Linked DNA regions of Homo sapiens: region 2 is linked to region 1. A link is an interaction called in ENCODE POLR2A ChIA-PET data of the cell type or tissue named here. Cell type or tissue: Panc1. All regions are shown on one strand. Each heading gives the region's core, and the rest is flanking DNA. Links, peaks and the distances in the headings are about the cores only. Region 1 overlaps LOC105375264 (a long non-coding RNA gene). Region 2 has its middle 210 kb from the start of IGFBP3.

Region 1 (10,872 bases), core at 1,313-9,312:
CTCCAGCTGGGAGGGCAGCAAGAGAAAGGTGTGGACAATGATGCTTCAGAACTGTAATCTCCTCTTCTGCATTCCACTGCAGAAGACAGATTTATATGACAATCCTGGGGTATAAAAAAAGAAAAAATAAACCTTAGAAAATTAAAAAGGATTTTTCCTAAATTAAGACTGACAACATCTCACACATAAAACATACATGTAGAGGTCAGGCACGGTGGCTCATGCCTGTAATCTTAGCACTTTGGGAGGCCAAGGGCAGGCAGATCACCTGAGGTTAGGAGTTCAAGATCAGCCAGGCCAACTAAAAATACAAAAATTAGCCTGTAGCATGGTGGCCCACACCTGTAATCCTAGCTACTTGGGAGGCAGAGGCAGGACAATCGCTTGAACCTGGGAGGCAGAGGTTGCAGTGAGCCAAGATCATGCCATTGAACTCCAGCCTAGGCAACAGAGGGAGACTCCATCTCAAAAAGAAAAAGAAAGAAAGAAGGAAGGAAGGAAGGGAGGAAGGGAGAAAGAAACAGAAAGAAAAGAAAGAAAGGAAAGAAAGAAAGAAAGAAAGAAAGAAAGAAAGAAAGAAAGAAAGAAAAGACAGACAGACAGAAAGAAAGACAGACAGACGTGGAAATACTTTTATCCTATACCTTAAGAAAACATTAATCAATTAAAATGTACATTTTGCTTAATCATCAGATTAAAATTAGAGTTTAAACCATAGAAAATTTTAAAGAAATAGTCATGTCAACAACTCCTCTCCAACCCAGAACTATAGACATACCCACTTCCCACTGTGAGTGAAGGTAAGGGGTGATATGAGATTGCAAAAAAAAAAAAAAAAAAAAAAAAAAAAACCAGACTGAAGAACCCAGAAGAAAAAAATGGCTGAAATACAGGGAACATAACAAGAAAAGAAGAAACACTGCCTAGTCTAGGAATGGACGTCACCGCATACTTTTCAGCCAAGCCCAGACAGTCCCAGAATCGTTCTCAACACAGCACCCCAGTTGCTACAAATAGATAGATCACGAAATTCCTTCACCACTCCAAAATTAAATTAACCATGAACAGCACATGGACTGTGGACCCATGGCATAAAAGGCCAGAGTGAGCTCCATTAGTTCATGCCTGACACTGTGCTAGGTACATTTAAGTACATTGTTTAGCATCCTCAGACTGACGCTCCTTTTGTAATGAGGAAAGCAAGATATAGAGGGGGAATCTGACAAGTCAATGTCACACCACTCAAGCTTTACTGGTACGTAGCTACACTCATCATTTCTATATTGTTCACAGCTGCTTTTGCACTAAACAGCAGAGTTGAGTAGTTGTGACAGAGACAGGAAGGCCTGCAAAGCTTAAAATATATACCATCTGGTCCTTTTCAGAAAAAGTGTGCTGACTCCTGGTCTAGAAAATTTTTCACTATAGTTTTAAAGTTCCAGAATAAATAAGTACTGTTACATATACTTTCTATTTAGCACTATTTTAAATTAAGGTTGCCAATGATCCACTTCATACTTTGTGAGAATAAAAAACAAAATGTAATATGACTTTCTTTGCCAATCATTCGACCCATGACTTCATTTCCAGAAAAATAGAATTCTGCATCCCAAGAGCATTTGGCATATGACAGCTCCAGAAATCAAAAAGAAAAATATCAATACGTTTCAGGCAGTCTTCTTTTGCGGACTAGTTGGGAAGCATTTTATTATATTTATATTTATATTATATTTGTAAATAAAATAATAGTGACCATGAATTGAGTGCATACAATGTGCTCGAAACATACTAAATGCTTCACAGTATTTTTCTATCCTCAAAACAACACAATGACATAAGTGCTTTTCCTTTTTTACAGAAGAAGAAACTGAGGCCTAGAAATGTGAAAAAATTTGCCCGAAAACACTCATGAAAAGCAAGAACCCATAGTCACACTCAGGGCTGGGGGACTCCAAAGTTGGTGCTCTCTCCCAGCATGCAGAACAAGGATTCTAGGCTGGAAGCTGAGAAGCAAGAAAAGGGAGGAAGAGTGAGCCTCAGCTGGGCACTGACACATGACTGGCACTAGAGCTGGCACCTGACACATGACATCTTCACATCACACTCTTCCTTCACTTAGATGGAGAAATAAGGTCTGGAGAGGTTGATAAAGCTTCCCCGAACTGTTCCCATTCATGGTACCTCTTTCCTTGCCTCTGTGTTACTGATCTGAGCCATCCATGTTAACATCACACAAAATTCAATGACTCTACACCAGCGGTCCAGGATGATGACATGAGGTGTCACTGGGGGGGGTAGTTCTTGCTACTGAGATCCATCCTCTCCCACAGCAGCACATCACTCATAATATCACAGTCTTTATTTTCAACAACCCCACTGACCCCAGAGACAAAGCATGTCCCATGTAGAGCTGGGAAAAGGTTTAATACTGATAGGGAGGGAAAAGTTCACATGATAATTCAGCCAAGAAACTGAGCTGGCCATTCTGGCCTCTGTTCTCTTGCTGTGAACTTGAGCTCCCATAGCCAAGTACAACTCAGGGTGGCCATGTCCAGAGCGTGTTAAGGGCCTTTCATTCCATTTCCTCGTCAGTATCCCGGGAAACGGGCAGTAAACACCAAAACAACAGGACAAGGAAATAAAATCTTAAGCAATTAATTATTATAAGATTTCCACACAGGTTCCAAGAATGAGGAATAACAAGAATAAGTAGGCTGGATAAACATGGTTTTATATGGATTTTATTCTTCCAAATGTCTTCTATGTACAAACTCCAAGTGGAACCTAAAACTTAAAAAACAGAGCTGTTTAACAACACTGTCATACTAGAAGCTTATGAAGGGGCTGCAGCCCAGCCTGGCCAACCAGGCCTGGCACCCGAGGGGTCCCTCATTGAGCAGAAGGGGCTCTGGGGCTTGTGTAAAAGGCAGGGTGCAGAGGATACAAAAGCCCACCTCACGCACCTCTTTCTACATCCATGCTATTTCTCCCTTTGTAAGCTGGGTCTGCCTTGATAATTTTAAAAGGAAACACAAGCAAGGAAACTTTTATCTCCACAATTTTGCAGTATATAAAAAAGCTGTTTCCCTATTTGGTTAAAAAAATAATTTACAAATCCCTTGAAAATCCTCAATAACAGTTTCAAGAGGCTGTGTTGTTATCCTTGCTTTCTGAAAAATAGTCAATGTGACATCAAAAACAAGAGAATATATCTCTCCTGGCCTCAGTTCAAGTAACTCTTCCCTAAGAGCGGATCTGTTTATCTTTGAGTGACATGATAGTCATGTCAAAACCACAAAGTGAAGTAGACCATCAACATGATTACTAGTTGATTCAAACCAAAAGGCCAGGAAAGCACCAATGGCATGGCTCCATTGGACTATAGTAGTCTATTGTGCTTCTCTGATAATTTATCACTCAGATTTTCACCTTGGTTTACCACTGTGATTCATCTATTTCTTCATTCAACATACGTTTACTAAGTATGGCCAATATCCCAAACACAGTACTGAGCACTGAGGACACAATTCAAAGATAACAACTGGACACAAGAGAAATCTGCAGTCAAACAAGGACCCTAGAAGCACAGTGGGATACAGCACACTGGGATCAGCCCTGCAAACACAGCATGCCCAGGGAGCCAGGGGCACCCTGAAGGCACAGCCCAGCCTGAGGGGTGCAGAGAAGCCTTCCTGGAGCATTTAAGAATGCCCAAGTGAATTCCTGAGAAAGGAATCGAAGTTATCTCCATGGAGACCAAGGAAATGGCATCCTGACAAGAAGTACAGCTGAAGGCCCTGAGTGGTGACAGCCTGTATCAGTCTGCTCAGGCTGCTGTAACAAACACCACAGCTTGTGCAGCTCAAACAACAGAAATGTATTCTCTCACCATCCTGAAGACTGGAAGTCTGAGATCAAGGTGTTCTCAGGGCTGGTTTCTCCTAAGGCCTCTCTCCCTGTTTTGTAGATGGGGCATCTTCTCCCTGTGTCCTCATGTGGTCATTTCTCTGTGTGCGTGTGAGTCCTAATTTCCTCTTCTTAATAGAACACCAGTAATATTGGATCAGGACCCACCCTAAGTACCTCATTTTATCTTAATTGGTAAATCTAGGTGTATTCTGGGCTCCTGGGGGTTAGGAGTTCAATATATGAAATTTGGGGTGACAGGATTTGGCTCATAACACAGACTTACAAGAGTTCAATACAAAAGGCATGTGATAGCAGAATGGAAGGTGGTGAGAGGCGGCTCTTCATGCCCCTGACCACTGAGAGGAGAGGAACCCAACCACAGCCCCACACACTTGCTGTGTAAGCATCTGAATGGCTGGTGGCCTTAGAGACCACAGTGGGAACCACCCACGGCACAGGGAGTACATGTGGCATGAGAAGGACTTTCTAATCCACGTGGGGTGTCCCTGGGGCAGTGCCTGACCACAGGCCACATAACAAGGTATGTGATGGAATGCAGGTATGTTTGGCACCAAAGCCTGTGTTCCGTCACACACAGGTGCTGAGAAGGTGCATATCTTAGCCTGGGCTCCCATAACAAATTACCTGGGCACCCTAAACAGCCAACATTTGTTCCTTACTGTTCCAGAGGCTGGAAGTCCAAGATCAGGGAACCAGCCAACTGGTTCCCTAGTGGGGGCTCCTTTCCTGGTTTGCACACAGCCACCTGCTACCTCTGTCCTCACAGGTGAGAGAGGGGAAGCTCTGGTGTCTCTTCCTCTTCTTGTAAGGACACTAATCCCATCATGGAGGTCCTTAGGACTTCATCTAACCCTAATTATCTCCCAAAGGCTTCACCTCCAAATACCATCACAGAGGCAGTTAGGGCTTCAACATATGCATTTCAGGGGGTCACAATCCCACTTACAGCAGGATGTGAGGCCAGGGACAGGCAGCCTGCACATCCTGGGGCAGACTAAGATGCCTGACACAGTGAGGGAGAGAAGGTTCACCCCAACCCTGGGTGCTGAATCCATGCCGGCTTCCAAGGCCAACAGGTCGCATACAGCATTTCATTCTATCCTCAGAGTGTCCAGGCAACTAAGTTAAACATTTTCTTCTTGAGCTACAGGGCAAGATCCTTGATGAGCTGTCTCTTGCCCCAGTCTTAATTCGTCCAGGTTCCCCTGTAACTCTCTGATGATTAATTAGCACCCATGTCCAACATTTTGCCTCGTATACCAAAGTAAAGTCTTACTGCAGTCATTTGACTCATTTTAAATTTTATGGTACTGGTATGTATCAGTGGGGAGGGAGGAATACAGAAAGTGTTCTCATTAACAGTTTGTCCTTTTTACTTCTTGCCCACACCCCTTGAAAACAAGAGCAGGTGTATGTTTTCTCATGCAACTCCTGAGAAAATGCTTTGAAAATTTAGTATCCCCTGATCTTGGATGGCAGAGGTATCTGAAAGGGAAGGATTTGGAGATCAGACTAAACTAAAAAATAACTTTATTTTATCAAAGCAGACACAACTGCTCTTAGCTCTCAGCTACAAAGGGAGAATGCCCAGACTCCGCCTCTACCCCAGGAAACACAGTGTGGCCTTCCAGCCCCAAAACAAGACAGCCAAGTGAGAGCTAGCTGAGACAGTGGGGCTCTGACCTGCTTCTCCCCAAGGAGTGAAGATATTTATTTGACGTTCTTGTTGAAAGATCATATATACATATGAACCAACTAGTTTTTCTTTGTCAGATATTGCAGAAAATACAGGACGCCTCCCCATATGTTACCACAGTTCTCCCCAAAAAGGCAGGTGTACAGGCTGGAGAAGTCAAAAGGCAGCGGCAGGCACACCATGCAATTCAAATAGTGCACCAGCTCCAGGTCCCAGTCAACTGAGTCAAAAAGTGGCTCCATTTAGCTTCTTCAAACAGGAGAACTTCATGCTGTCATATCCCTTTCTCATATACATGCAGGTTCTGAAAGATTCTTCGCATCTGCCAAGATCCTCACCTGATTTAAAAAGGAAATTGCTTCTAGAGACGAAAATCAAATTCATCATTTTTGCAGCTATTAAAAGAAAGAGGAAGTCAACTTCAGTTCTAAATAGGGCCTGAAGCAAGGCTGGTGGAAGCATTTGTCCATCTTTAGTCTATTCATTAATTCATCTGTCCATTCATTTGCTTAAATCACTTACTTTTAGCTGCTGGGTTTCCCTGAGTGACCACAGGAAATCCAAGACTCCCGTTCATCCCTCACCCCATGGCCTACCCATGCATCACCCTTTCTGAGTCAGCTCACACCCCTCCCTGACTCAAGTCCTTCACAGTCTTTCTTCTGTCCTTCTTCCTGGATGTGCTCCAGCTGACTCCACATGTACCCCTAGGACTCATTTCCTGGCATCCTTCTCAGGTGTTGCTGTTTTCTTTTAAGGCTTCAATCTGTTGGGCCTCAATGTGGGCTAAATACCCTTCTTGCTCATTGAAATCTCCAGAACATTATCCACCTCTCTTCCCTTTAACCTCCCATCAGACCCTACCACCATGTGCCTGGCACAGAGCAGACATTCAATACTTTTTTATCAAATTAATGATTGTCATCTGTTACCGCCCTCTTCCCACCCCACATGTGCAGTAATCTCTAGACCGCTGGTCTTCCTCTTCATTCCTTGATCATGGGTCACTAGGATCTCTGCAATCACTCCTGCCACAGTTTTTGATGATTTTAATACACACAAGAGAGCTCCTTGCAGGGCCTAGCTTTCCCCTTCATTTATTGCATCATCTCCAGATGAGTCTGTCCTCTGCCCCACCTCAGCCACCCACCCCTCCCATGGCCACCCCAAGACCTTAGCATGACCAAATGAACACAGCACCTCCATTCACTCAATCTCAAACATTCCACCCTCCCATCTCTTTCAAATGTCCAGCTCCCTTCCTCCAGTACTTCTAGTCTGACAATACTGTGACTCCTGTTATGATGTCTTATTCATGGATCTGAACATATCACATCAAGTCCTTATTTCCACCTGCCCCTGCTTAAATTGCATGGTACACCATTATGATCATGCCCTTGCAAACATCCCAGCTACCTGGCTTGCTGCCTCTATCAAATCACCCTTGCAAAATAAGTAACTTCCCCTAGGCCATGCCACCCCATAACCTTAATTGGAGAAAAATATACAACCATACTGTCTCAATTCATGTTATATTAGTGACCAAGTGAGCAATAACCAAGCAATCCTATTTTATTTCCCTAGTCCAGATGAGCTCCCACTGTACCTGGGAGATTCTCACACCTTTTCTTTTCTCTTGAAACCCACAGCAACCCCTTCATTGATGACAGTGCTTCCCAGTGCAAGTAGAAGCAAGGCCAAGAGAACTTTCAACTGCTTTCCTCACAACAGTTAACCAGCCAAGTGTAATCTGACTCTAAAGTCTGGCTTCATTCATCTTACTCAACAAATATTTATCGAAGAATACACTAAGTGCTATAAATTCTCTAGTGAAGTGAGCAGGGTGTGGGAAGACAGAAATCCCTACTTTCATTGAGATTGTGTATCAGTTTACTATTGCTGCTGTAACAAATCACCACATATTCAGTGGCTTAAATCAACACGAATGTATTATCTTACAATCCTGGAGATCAACAGTCCAAAATGTATCTTAAAGGGCTATAATCAAGGTGTTGGCATGGCAAGTTCCTTCAGGAGTTTCCAGGGAAAATTGGTCCCTTAACTCCCCACATCTAGAGGCCATGGCATTCCTTGGCTCCTGGTCACATCACTCGACTCTCATCTTCCATTATCACTTTGCTTTCTACCCTTCAGTTTATCTATTTTTGTTATTCCTCATCCTTTTGGTGTCATATCTAAGAAATTAATATCATGAAGATTTAGTTGTATGTTTTCCTCTAAGAGTTTTATAGTTTTAGTTCTTATATTTAAGTATTTTATTCATTTTTGGTGAATTTCTGTATATAATTTGAGGAAAAGGTTTGACTTCATTTTTTTACATGTGGATACACAGTTTTCCCAGCACCATTTGTTGAAAAGATTGTCCTTTTCCCCATTGAATGGCTTTTGTGCCCTTGTCAAAAATCAATTGTCTGTGTATGTGAGAGTTTACTTCTGGAATATCTATTCAAATCTATTGGTCTGTATGTCTGTCTTTATACAAGTACCTCACTGTTTTGATTACTGTATCTTTGTGATAAGTTTTGAAATCAGGAAATGTGAGTTGTCCACATTTATTCTTTTCAAGATTGTTTTGGCTATGCAAGGTCCCTTAAGATTTCATATGAACTTTAGAATGGGTTTTCTATTTCCACAAGAAAAAAAAAATTGTTGGATTCAATCTGTAGATTGCTTTGATTAGCAAAGCAAATCGAGTAGCATTATCACCTTAACAATATTAAATCTTACACCATGAACACATTCCATTGATTTATGACTTCTTTATTTCAGCAATGTTTTGTAGTTTTCAGTACGTCTTTAATTTCCGATTAAATTCCTACATATCTGTTCTTTCAGATGCTACTATAAAAAGAAAGTTTTAAAAAACTTGTCCTATTGCTTATTTCTAGTGTATAGAAACACAACTGATTTTGTTTATTGTTTTTTTGTCCTACAACTTTGCTTAATTCATTTATTAGCTCTAATAGTTTTGTTATTAAATCCTTAGAGCTTTCTACACATAAGACCAGGTCATCTGTGAATGGAGAACTTCTCTCTTTTCAATTTGTAAGATTTTCATTTATTTGACTTCTCTAATTGCTCTGGCTAGAATTTCTACTACTATATTGAGTAAAAATAGCGACAGTAGGAATCCTGCTCTCGTTCCCATTGTTAAGGGAAAGCTTTGAGTCTTTCAATATTGGGTGTGATGTTAGCTGTGGGTTTTTCATATATCACCTTTATCGTGTTATGGAAGATATCTTTTATTCTTCATTTACTGAGTGTTTTAAAAGAATGTTGAACTTTATCAAATGATTCCTCTGCATCAACTGAAATGTTCGTATATTTTGGGGTCTTTTTTCTCCCTTCATTCTATTCATGTGGTTTCTTACATTGAGTGATTTTCATACGTTGAACCATTCTTGCATTACTGAGATAAATCCCATTTGTCATGGAGTATGATCCCTTTAATATGCTGCTGTATTCAGTTTGATAGGATTTTATCAAGAGGCTTTGCATCTATACTTAAAAGAGACAATCTTGTAATGTCTTTGTCTGGCTTTGTATCTACGTAATGCCAGCCTCATACAATGAATTATGAACTATTCTCATCTCTTCAATTTTATGAAAGAGTTTGGCAATGATTGGTATAAATTTTCATTAAAGGACTGATAGAACTCATCAGTGAAGCTGTCTGATACTGAGCTTTTCTTTTTTGTAAGATTTTTGATTACAGACTCAATCTCTTTACTCACTATTGGTCTGTTTAGATTTTCTATTTCTTCATGATTCAGCGTTGGTAGGTTGTATGTTGTAGGAATTCATCAATTTCCTGTAGGTAATCCAATTTGTTGGCATATAATTGTTCATTAGTAGTTTCTTTTGATCCTTTGTATTTCTATGGTATCAGTTATAATGTCTATGATTTCATTTTTAATTTTATTTATTTTAGTCTTCTATTATTAGTATAGCTAAAGGTTTGTCAAATCTGGTAATCTTTTTAAAGAACCAAATTTTAGGTTCATTGATACTCTCTCTTGTTTTTCTATTCTCTATGTCATTTATGTTTCCTCTAATCATTATTTCCTACCTCCTTCATGCTTTGGCTTTAGACTGCTTTTCATTTTCTAGTTATGTAAGATACACAATTAGATTTTCTATTAATATCATTCTTCTTTTTTAATGTGTTTAGAGCTTAAATGTTCCTTCTGACCACTGCTTTTATTGCATTCATAAATCTTGAATATTGTATTTTATTTTTATTCATTGTAGAGTATTTTCTACACTTCACGGTGCCGGGACCTGGGCTGGAGGGCAGGGCATCAGTTATGGAGTAACCTGAGCAGGACCCCACCTCAGACGATGCCACGGACTTGTTCCTGGAAAAGTTCCAGAGCCAGCCTTACCGTGGCGGCTTTCATGAGGACCAGTGGGAAGAGGAATTTGAAAAGGTCCCCCTGTTTATGAAGAAAGCGCCATCAGAAATTGATCCCAGGGAGAATCCTGACTTGGCTTGTCTCCAGTCAATTATTTTTGATGGGGAGCATTCTCCAGAACAGGCCAAGACCTATAAAGATGAGGGCAATGATTATTTTAAAGAAAAAGACTACAAGAAAGCTGTAATTTCCTACACTGAGGGATTAAAGAAGAAATGTGCAAATCCTGATTTGAGTGCTGTCCTTTATACCAACCGGGCAGCAGCACAATACTATCTGGGCAATTTTCATTCTGCTCTCCGTGATGTGACAGCTGCCAAAAAGTTAAAACCGTGCTACCTCAAAGCAATAATAAGAGGTGCCTTATGCCATCTGGAACTGAAACACTTTGCCAAGGCTGTGAACTGATGTGATGAGGGACTGCAGATAGATGCCAAAGAGAAGAAGCTTCTGGAAATGAGGGCTAAAGTAGACAAGCTGAAGCTAATTGAACAGAGGGATGTGAGGAAAGCCAACTTGAAAGAAAAGGAGAGGAATCAGAATGAAGTTTTACTCCAGGATACCAAGGCTAGGAATATCAGGCTCTCTGAAGCTGCCTGTGAGGATGAAGTTTCAGCCTCAGAAGGTCTAGGTGAGCTTTTCCTGGATGGACTCAGCTCTGAGAACCCCCATGGAGCCAGACTGAGTCTAGATGACCAGGGCAGGCTGAGCTGGCCTGTGCTCTTTCTGTACCCAGAGTATGCCCAATCGGATTTCATCTCTGCTTTTCATGAGGACTCCAGATTTATTGATCATCTAATGGTGATGTTT
Region 2 (10,872 bases), core at 844-8,843, 120 kb before region 1:
GATCTTCCTTGCCTTTCCCTTTCTGAGTGACAGAAACACCCAGGCAGTGGGTAAGCCACACATTGGAAATGAGACAGCAGCTGTCACCACAGGCCTCTGAGCAACCACATGAGGAATGACTGCCTCCCGAAATGCTAGCCTTGGACTAAGAGATAAACATACTTTTTGAATTTTAAGCAACCGAAAACTTGGGTTTATTTGTCCCCAACCCTAAATCATATCCCTCTCTGACTCCCCCAGACTAAGTGAAGTCCCTTTCTATATGTCTCTCTGGCCCTGAAGCTTTTGTTCATTGTGCACTCTAAAAATGTAGTGAAAGGTTTATTTCACTACATGGAATTATGTTTTTCTATATAAGTATTATTCTTGGAGCTATAAAGCCCCATAGAGATCTTTAACCTAATATCTAGCACAAAATAGGCACTCATTAAATATTTGTCGAATGAATGAGTAAATATTAAGCACTTATATTTGCAGTACCCCATCTAATTTTGTCAGCGATCTAGAGTAGCAGTTTCCACTATCCTTCTTACTACAAGTTGAGTATCCCCTGTGCAAAATGCTTGAGACTAGAAGTGTTTCAGATTTTGAGTTTTTTCAGATTTTGGAATATCTGCATTATATTTACTCCAATGAGCATTTCCTTTGAGCATCATCATGGTGCTTAAAATTTATTTTTAGATATTGAAGCACTTCAGATTTCAGATGTTCAGACTTGGGATGCTGAACCTGTACAGATAAGAAAGCAAGATGAATTACATAATTTGCCAAGGTCCAGGAGTAAAATAAATCAGTGCTAAGATTTCAACCCAAGACTAACTTTAATATACTATGGTCCTGGGATCACATTAAGGAATATTAATATTAACCAGACATCGCCTACAGTAAGTATAAAGAAAGAGCATTGCAAAAACCTAGAGGAAAAGAAAGGCATGACACAGTCAGGAACAGGGGAGATGTGAGAAGAAGCCACAGGTTGGGTTTTATGAAGGCTGGAATGAGCAAGGAAGATAGCTCAGCACCCAAACCAAAGTGCTTTGTTTTCAGTCTGGGGATTCCAGACTTCATTCTATGGGTGGGTGGGGAGGAGACAAGAGGGACTAGCCTATAGGCTTTTTAAGCGTGGTAATGAAGGATCCATCCATTCTGAATTTTAGGACAATGACTGGCAGCCAGTACAGGGACCAATAAGCAGGCAGAGGGTGGAGGCAGAAGGAACAGTGGAAAAGCTGGTGCGATAGTCCAGGGTCAAAGAGCAGTGAATCTGAAATCAGGCAGAAGAAAGGAGGGTGGAGCGAAGATGAAAGCGGGAACTTCCCCAAGTTCAGACAACATGATGTGGTGGCCGCGGAGAAGAGGGGAACACATGAGGAAGAGGCTGAATGCCACAGGAGTGGGGAGGAGGTGGTGGTGGCTTCTTCATGACACCCCTGTTCTGAGGACCTTAGAGTGAATGGAAGTGGGTTGACTGAGCCAGTCCCATTTGGTCTGAGTTTAACTTGCAGTTATGACCTGGGTCTTCAGAAGTCTTCCATACTACTTAGTAAATAAGCTGCCCACTCACTCCTATGCAGGCTGAAGCATTGTGATTGCTGGTTTGTTTTCAGAAAATATATGTCACTTAAGACAGTCTAAGCTAAACAAGTAAAAAGTTCATATGACCATGACCCAAATAACCAAAGCATAGAGCAATTAGCGACTCTAAACCATTTTCAGAAAATCATCCTCTGGAAAGACAATCACGTATCAAGAACAAAGTTGCAAGATGTCCTTGGGCTCAAGTGTGAAGACCACTATACACCTGAATGGCCAGATGGCTGTGAGTGTTCACTGAAGGACCCGTTTCCCCAGTTTTTCCTCAAGAACTCTAGAAACTAAAACTATGCATTTTGGGCAATATTTCTTCTCTTAAGACATCATGAGAATACAAATTACAATCCATTTTTATTAAATACCGCCTACTTTCCAGGAAATGGGATAAATGCTTGAGGAAAAGGGTACTTATCTATTGAAAATATATTTAATGTGTTTTTTTAACTGAACAGCTAGGAGAGTTTGGGGTTCAGGGAATGATGTCTTCCTCTTCCTCGGCCCACTTATCTCCTACTACAGGACCCTGTACCTCAGCAGCCAGTGCTGCCATCCACAGGTGTCTGCTGCAAACCTCAGGATCTTCATGGCCTCCACTGTGACTCCTCAAACCAGAAAATCCATATGCAGGCCTGATTGCTAAGATTTCTCCAAGCGTCCCGTCCCTTCCATTTCCCCTGCCACTGTTTCCACTGAGACCCTGGGCCTCCTGGTTTCAGACCCTCCACACTCAAGCCTCTTTTCTAGTCTCTGACTCTAAATTGGCCCCACTCCAACCCATCCCTCATCTTGCAGCCAAAATGATCTTTCTACAGCTCATTCCTCTGCTTAAAGAGAATTTGAATAATTCACAACAGCAACTCTTCTGCAGTATTGTTGGGATCTACAACCACTTCGCGAAATGATTTCCCATCACTTTAGTACAGCTGAAAAGTGAGATGCAGCAATGAGAAAGGATGCTCAGAACAGCACATTAATTAACCCAAGAACTGGAGACAATGCAAATGCTCATCAGCTCTACTGTAGAATGATAAGTAGCTTGTGATCCTTAGCACAGGGGCATGAGGTACAGTAGTGAATCTGAATGTCCCTCAGCTACAAAGTCCACAAGAATGAACCTCATATCCACACTGTTGAAACATGAGAATCAGAGGGACATGTGGAGCAGGATGTCATGTGGAATCATGAGGATGTCATGTTGAAACACGAGAATCAGAGGGACATGTGGAACAGAATGAACCTCATATCCACGCTGTTGAAATACGAGAATCAGAGGGACATGTGGAGCAGGATGTCATGTGGAATCATGAGGATGTCATGCTGAAACACGAGAATCAGAGGGACATGTGGAACAGAATGAACCTCATATCCACGCTGTTGAAACATGAGAATCAGAGGACATGTGGAGCAGGATGTCTCAACAACACAAAAGGCAAAACAATGTTATGCTTAGAGACCCGTGCATATGTGATAAAACTAAAATATCAAGGAAAGATAAACCCAAAATGTAGGAAGGGGGTAAGGAAAGTAATTGGGAAGAACTATGGATAGGCTCCCAAAAACTCTGCTAAGGCTATGCTTCTGAAACTAGACATTTGAACCATTGGTTTTCATCTTATTATTATTCCATAAATGGCATTAGTAGGTTTTACATAAATTTTCATGTCTATTTCATAAAAAATAATTTAAAATAAAATAGAAGATAAAAAAGAATTTCAGAGGGATTTCCCCCACCCCTCGGATGAAAGCAGAACTCCTCAGCATGGTCCCCGGGACTTCTGACGACCCCCTTCCTTGTCATCCTCCCATGGGACTGTCCATCTTGGAGCATTCTACTCTCTGCATCAGTTCCCTTAGGAAAGCCACTCCTTCTCATATACATTTGGTGAACTCTCACTAGACTTGGGGATCACTCCAAGATGGAGCCACTGCAGCAGTTGCCAACCCTGCCTGGTGCTCTGCAGGAGCAGGTATCTGTGCTTACTGTGGCCAGAGCCCTGAGCTCCCCTCATGCAGCCTCTCCCCGCCCCTGCCCTGCCTGGGAGCTGAGACCTCAGAGTTTCAGGACTCCATCTCATTCATTTCTAGAAGTAAAGTTGTCACTAGGAAGTCATGTGAGTCATGTGAGCTTTCCTCAGTGAAGGTTTAAGGGGGAAAAAACCAAAGAGGGACAGAAAAGGGGAGTATGGAGGGATAGAGAGAGAAGGAGAGAAGAAAGATTGATTAAATGTGAATCTTTGAATATAAATCTTAGCAACAAATAGTATTTTATCTGCATAATATTTAAAATTAAAAATGATCTATGTAAGAAACATGCAGATGCCAATCAAATACCAGGATCATTCTTTTCAAGAAATATGTTTCTGTATGATTTCTCTGTTAGCTATGGTAATACGTTAATATGTTATATTTAAATTTTTGCTTTCACACTTATTTCCTTACCTTTTAGACCTCTAATTAGCAGAGCATCTGGTAATTAAATTCACACTTGCATCATTCAACGATTCTTCAAAGCAACTGGTACACATTCATGTTGGCCAGTGTCCAGAGTTGAAGAAGAGGTGGACATCTGTAGAACTCCTGGTGCCAGAAGGGAATATAATTGAATTAACATGTTTCCTTTCTCCCAATTTCAAAGGTGCATTGTTCACTACTAATTTTTCCTGTGTTTTTTAAAGGTTATGTCTGCTTAAAATTGGAGGAGTTGATACAATGCAGAACTGTCTTAATTTTGATAATGAATAAAGTATTAAATAATAGAAGGGAATTAATACAATTCAAAGAGCAGCATGCGATGTGAGTCAAACCCACAAATTCATCTCCCTATTTTACACATGAGGAACAATGCGGCCCAATGAATGTCTCACCATCATCACCAAGCTCCTTTCTAATAGAGTGAGGACCAATTGTCTCTCAAGTCACAGTTTAATGCCAACTCCTTTCTATGATTCTAACTTACATAACAATGCTGCGAATAATAAAAAAATAATCAGCAGGTAGAGAACACACAGTGCCAGGGGCAGATTTGAAGCATTTAAGGCATGTGAATTCATCGGACAATCCTGCTGACCTGGGATGGAACACATTCATAATGTCCATGTTACAGTTGTGGGAACAGAGGTGTAGGGTGCATCAGTGCATTGCCCCAAATCCTACTGCTGGCGAGAGGCACCATCAGAATTGAACTCAGGTCTATGTGGCAGCCAGCCTGAACTCTTTCCTATGCAGGAACACAGTGCCTCCCTTACTGATACCGTGCACCTAGGCAAGGCCTCACTTCATCAGGGTGGCTTTCTCTGGGCTCCTGTAACCAGATTTTTTTTTTTTTGGTTGTGGGATGTTTTCAAAAATAGGTGAGAGCAAGAGGTTCAGACTTCTACGTGCAAACAAACAAATAAACAAGTGCTGATTCCATCTAGAAACCTCAAGCTAAAAGCAACATCATCTCTAAGGAATTCACTTTATAGGCATAAGGGAAAATGTGTCATCAGATAGCAGCAATGAAAAGGTGCAGCTGAAAAGGCCAGCCACACCTGTCATCTCTGCTTGCAAATAGATGTGCACATTTGAGATAAAAATAGGCCTCTGGAACCAAGGTTTTAAATGGCTGTACATTTGACGGCTAAGGAGAATCATTTGCATCTACCAGAGCCTGGCATAGTGGCAGAAACAGGAATGAATAATGGAATTGATGGAATGAATAAGTGAATGAATGAGAGTTGGAAAGAACCATAAAGACCATGTTATTTAATCCCTGCTTATGTGTTCTATTCCTTCCCCTGAGGTTTCTAACAAGCATCATAAATCTTGGCTTGAACTCTTCCAGGAACAGGGAGTTAGCTACTATCCAATGCAATGAAATTATTGTTAGAAATTTAAAATTGATGTAAAAGTCCCTCCCCAACTCTTTCTCCCTTCTTCCCTCTCATGCCTACTGACTCTTTACAGAGTAAGTTTGGCATGTATATGACATGGAGGCAATGGAATTATAAAGAGAGAGGAAAGGCTAGCTTTTCTTACCAGCATTAGAAGTCTTGGGTAAGCACAGAAATAATAGGCTTAGGTCAACTAACTAACTAACTAGTCTAATTAGTCAGGGCACGTTGTGAAAGTTCACACAGCCTCCATGGCAGGGTAAAGAAAGACACTTATCTTTTACAGCTGCAAGGTATCTTGCACTTGCACTGAAATTCAGACCTGGGATTTAATTGTAATGATAGCATTGCTGCAAACAGACCTGGATGCATGCTCTTGGCAGATATCCTATGCCAAGGTCTTCCTACTAGGAAGAGTTGGACTCCTGGGTCTAAAACAGGGACACTAGGTGGTTGACACTAAAAATCTTTCTAATTTTATGTTGATGTAAAGGTTTATGTATTAAAATGTATGGATATTAACTATCCAATTAAATGTGTTTTGGTAAATGTGTACACGTCTAACCCGTGTTCCTATCAAGATATAGAATATCTGTCTTCTCAGAAGGTTCTCACATGCCCTCTTCCAATCAATTCCCACCTCTCATAGGCAGCAAATCTTCTGGTGTCTATTACCATAACTTTTTTGTCTGTTCTTGATATTCATATAAATAGAATCATGAAGTTTCTGGCTTCTTTTACTCAGTGTGTTTTTGAGAATTATCCATGCCACCGCATGTATGAGTAGTTCATTTATTTTTATTGTGGAGTAATATCCTATGGGATGGATATACCACACAGTCACTTATCAATTTTCTTGTGGAACATTTGGTTTCATCAGGTTCGGGGTCATTATAAACAAAGCTCTTTGTTATTATACAACTATTTTTGAGAAAATGTATTTAAATTTTTCTTAGTAGAAATATCTAAGAGTAGAAGCACTATACCATAGAATTATATTTATAACTTTACAAGAAACCACCAGACCTTTTCTCAAAGTGGTTGTTCTATTTTATGTTCTCATCAGCAATGTAGGGGAGATCCAGTTGCTCCAAATCCTAAATCGGGCTTGCCAGACTTTTTAATTTTAGCCATTCTAAGGATGTAAGGCGGTATCCCACAGTGGTTTCAATGTACATTTCTCTGATGACTAATGACGCCAAACACATTTTCATACAACTTACCGATCATTCACATGTCTCCCTCTTAAGTGACCATTCAAATTTTGCCCATTTTACATTAGACTGTTTGTTTTCCTATTATTGAATTGTAGAAGGTATTAGTATATTCTGGACACACATCTTTAATATGTGTGTTGTGAAGGCTTTCTCACAGTTTGTGACTTGGATATTCATTTTTTCAATTGTGCCTTTCGAAAAACAGATACTTTTAAATTCAATGAAGTCTAATTTATCAGGTTTTTTCTTCTAGGGTTTGTAATTTGGTGTTCTATCTAAGAAATCTTTGCTTACCTCAGGATCATACAGATTTTTCTATTTTTTTCTAAAATTTATATAATTGTTGATTTTTACATTTAGGTGCATAACCAACTTCAAGTTCACTTTTTTACTGTGGTGTGAGATAAAAACATACAGGGGTATGTTTTTCATACAGATATCCAGTTGCTGCAGCACCATCTATTGAAAAGAATATTCTTATCCAATTGAATGACTGTGACACTTCTGTTGTAAATCAATCGGCTTTATATATGGGAGTCTATGTCTAGCTTATGTATTCTGTTCTATTACCATGTATGTCTACCTTTATGTCAATACGACACTTGATATCCACATCTATATATCTATATCTGTATTTCTGTTCCCCATTCTCTCTCCCCACCTCTCTCTCACTACACAAACACACACATGCATGCACACACACACACACACACACATATCTTGTGTCTATATATTTAAAATAAATTTCTTTTTTTGGGAGAGCATTTGTTTATAAACAGAAGCTCCCTAGAGCTCAGGGCTATAAACCCACCTATGCTGGTGTGGAGGAAGGCCCAAGAAAACGGGGGAAAGAGGATTTATTTTGTAAATTGTTACCTGTGCAATATGAGATGGATTATCAAGCCGTAACACTGCAAACCTCAGTAAATTCTGTTATTTTGACTAGTAACTTCTTTTTATGCAGAGACCAGGGAATGTTGTATCAGGCTGACATGCACAGATCAGGCACAGAAACTGAAGGAAGAGAGACAACAGCAATAGCAGAGGGGCCTAGAAATAAATTAGCACAGTTGAGAGGAGGAGTTGGAGCTTCCACAACCATGAAATTTATATTTTAGGGATCTTACTGAGCTCTCCCAGACCAGAAGACCAGAGAGATTCAGGCATCTGGATGATGCCTGAATATTATTATGCATGTTACAAAGCACTTTCACATAAAGTTTCTCAGCTGATTCTCATAAAAACTTAGGTGAGCTAGGCTGGGTAAGAATTTTCACCCATATGCAGAGGATGGAGCCTGGGAGATCACCATCAGACCATGCCTCTCAGATTTCAATAAAAATTACAAGGCATGCATAAAGGCCAGAAAAGAGCAATGCAAGCATAAGAACCAGAGTAAGAAGTGGCAGAGATTTTTGGAATGATCGGATGGGAATTAAACTATGATGAATGTGTTAAGGACTAAAATGAAAAAGTAGAATATGCAAGATCTGAGAGATAACGTAAGCAAAGACATGGAAACTCTTAAGAGTCAAAAGGAAATGTACAAGTCAAAATAAACCATGGAACAGAAATGAAGAGTGCCTTTGATGAGTTCATCAGTCTAGACTTGGCTGAAGAAAGATTTAGTGGTTGTGAAAATGTCAAGGGAAACTGCACAAACTGAAATGCAAAGAGAAAAAGAGATTAAAGAAAAATCAAAAAGAACAAAACATTCGAGAAGCATGCAAAAATAGCAGAAGATGTAATACGCAGCCAGTTGAAATGCTGAAAGTAGAAGGGAGAGAGGAGGACAAGACATATTTGAAGAAATCATGCCTGAGATTTTCAAAATTAATGACAGACACCAAATAAAGACCATATGCAACAAGCCCACAGGTAACATCATACTCCATCATAATGCAGAGAAGTGGAAAGTTTTTCCTCTAAGAGAGGGAACAAGACAAGGGTGCCTACTTTCACCGCTTCTATTCAACATAGTACTGGAAGTCCTTGCCAGAGCAATTAGGCAAGAGAAAGAAAACAGGCATCCAAATCAGAAAGGAAGAAGTTAAATTGTTTCTGTTTGCAGATGACATGATCTTATATATGGAAAACTCTAAAAATCCACCAAAAAACTGTAGGAACTAATATATGACTTCAGTAAATTCACAGGATACAAAATCACCACTCAAAACTCAGTAGTGTTTTATACACTAACAATGAACTATCTGGAAAAGAAATCAAGAAAACAATCTCATTTACAATAGCTGCAAATAAATACTTAGGCATAAATTTTATCAAGAATATGAAAGGTCTTCACACTGAAAACTAAAAAACATTTATTAAAAAATTGAAGACACAAGTAACTTGAAGATATCCTGTTCAGGGATTGTAAAAATTATTATTAAAACGTTCATACCATACCACCCCAAGTGATATATAGATTCAATGCAATCCCTATCAAAATTTCAATGACATTTTTTAAGGAAATAGAAAAAAATCCTAAAAATTGTATGGAATCACAGAAACCTCTAATTATCCAAAGCAAAAAAAAAAAAAAAAAAAGCTGAAAGCATCACATCTACTACCTACAGATCTCAAAATCTACTATAAGGCTATAGTAAACAGCATGATAATGGCATAAAAACAATACACATAGACAAATGGAACAAGGTAAATACCCCAGATATAAATCTATACATTTATAGTCAGTTGATTTTTGACAAGGTTACCAAGAACACCCAATGGGAAAAGGACAGTCTCTTCAATAAATGGCATAGGAAAAACTGCATACCCACATGCAAAATAATAAAATTAGATGCTCATCTCATACCATACACAATAATCAACTCAAATGGATTAAAGACTTAAATATAAGATCTGAAACTGTAAAACTATTAGAAGAAAACATAGGGGGGGAAGCTCCATGATATTGGTCTGGGAAATAATGCTTTTTGGCTATGAACCCAAAAGTGCAGGCAACAAAAGCAAAAATAGACAAGTGGGACTACATCAAACTAAAAAGTTTTGGCACAGCAGAGGAAACAATCAAAAGAGTAAAGAGAAAACATACAGAATGGGACAAAATATTTAGGTTAATATCCAAAACATACAAGGAACTCAAACTACTACTCAACAGCAAGGAAATAAACAACCCCCTTAGAAATAAACATTTCTCAAAAGAAGACATACAAACAGCCAAGAGATCTATGAAAAAATGCTCAACATCACTAATCATCAGGGAGATGAAAATCAAAACCACAATGAGATTATCACCTCACATCTGTTAGAATGGCTACTATAAGAAAGATGAAAGATAAGAGTGTTGGAGAGGATAGGAGATAAAAAGGAACCCTTGCACACTGTTGGTGAGAATATAAATTAATAGAGCATTTGTGGAAAACAGTATGAAAGTTCCTCAAAAAAACTAAAAGTTGAACTACCATATGACATAGAAATTCCACTACTGAATATATAGCCAAAGGAAATAAAATCAGTATTTTGCAGCAATATTAGCACTCCCATGTTCATCACAGCATTATTTATGATGGCCAAGATATGGAATCAACCCATATGTCCACAAATGGATGCTTAAGACACACACAGAAAATGTAGTCTATACGTATAATGGAATACTATTCAGCCTCCAACAAGATGGAAATCCTGTCATTTGTGATAACATGGATGAAACTGAAGGACATTTTGTTAAGTAAAATAATCCAGGCACAGAAAGACAATCCACACAATCTCATTCATATGTGGAATCTAAAAAATTGGAACTCACAGAAGTAGAGAGTAGAATGGTAGTTACCCTAGGCTGAGGAAGGAGAAGATGGGGAGATGGTGGTCAGAAAACACAAAACTTCAGTTAGGCAGGAGGAATAAATAAGTTCAAGAGATCTGTTGTAAATTGTGGTGACTTCAGTTAATAACAATATATTATATCTGTGAAAATTACTAAGACAGTACATTTAAAAGTTCTCACCATAAAAAAAATGACAAGCATATGAGGTAATGCATATATTTAGTAGCTTGATTTAGCCATTCCACAAGGTATACATATATCAAAACATGTTGTACACTATAAATATGTACATTTTTTCTTGTCAATTAAATAAATATTTTTAAATGACAGACATCAAATCAGAGACACAGAAAGTTCAAAAATGCCAAACAAAGTAAATACCAAAAAGTCTACACTTAGGCAT

The links. ChIA-PET counts read pairs that join two places held together with the same protein. Peaks named below come from ENCODE experiments on the same cell type or tissue, not always from the same donor. Only the 100,000 strongest peaks of a DNase experiment are listed, where the experiment ranks them.
Region 2: POLR2A ChIA-PET joins it to region 1 with 5 read pairs; 4 of 35 experiments call an interaction of 5 or more read pairs at or near these places.

The regions. Positions count from the first base shown.
Region 1 is chr7:45,999,861-46,010,732 of GRCh38, reverse strand. All of the region lies in intron 1 of LOC105375264 (a long non-coding RNA gene), which reads left to right. It also overlaps the pseudogene TTC4P1. Among named protein-coding and RNA genes, the nearest start is that of IGFBP3, 84 kb to the right of the region's middle. In Panc1, for the core only: a CTCF peak has its summit at 5,882; a DNase peak (open chromatin) is centred at 6,242.
Region 2 is chr7:46,121,296-46,132,167 of GRCh38, reverse strand. No RefSeq gene overlaps it. Among named protein-coding and RNA genes, the nearest start is that of IGFBP3, 210 kb to the right of the region's middle. In Panc1, for the core only: no CTCF peak of the experiment used is centred there; no DNase peak of the experiment used is centred there; H3K27ac peaks cover 443 bases.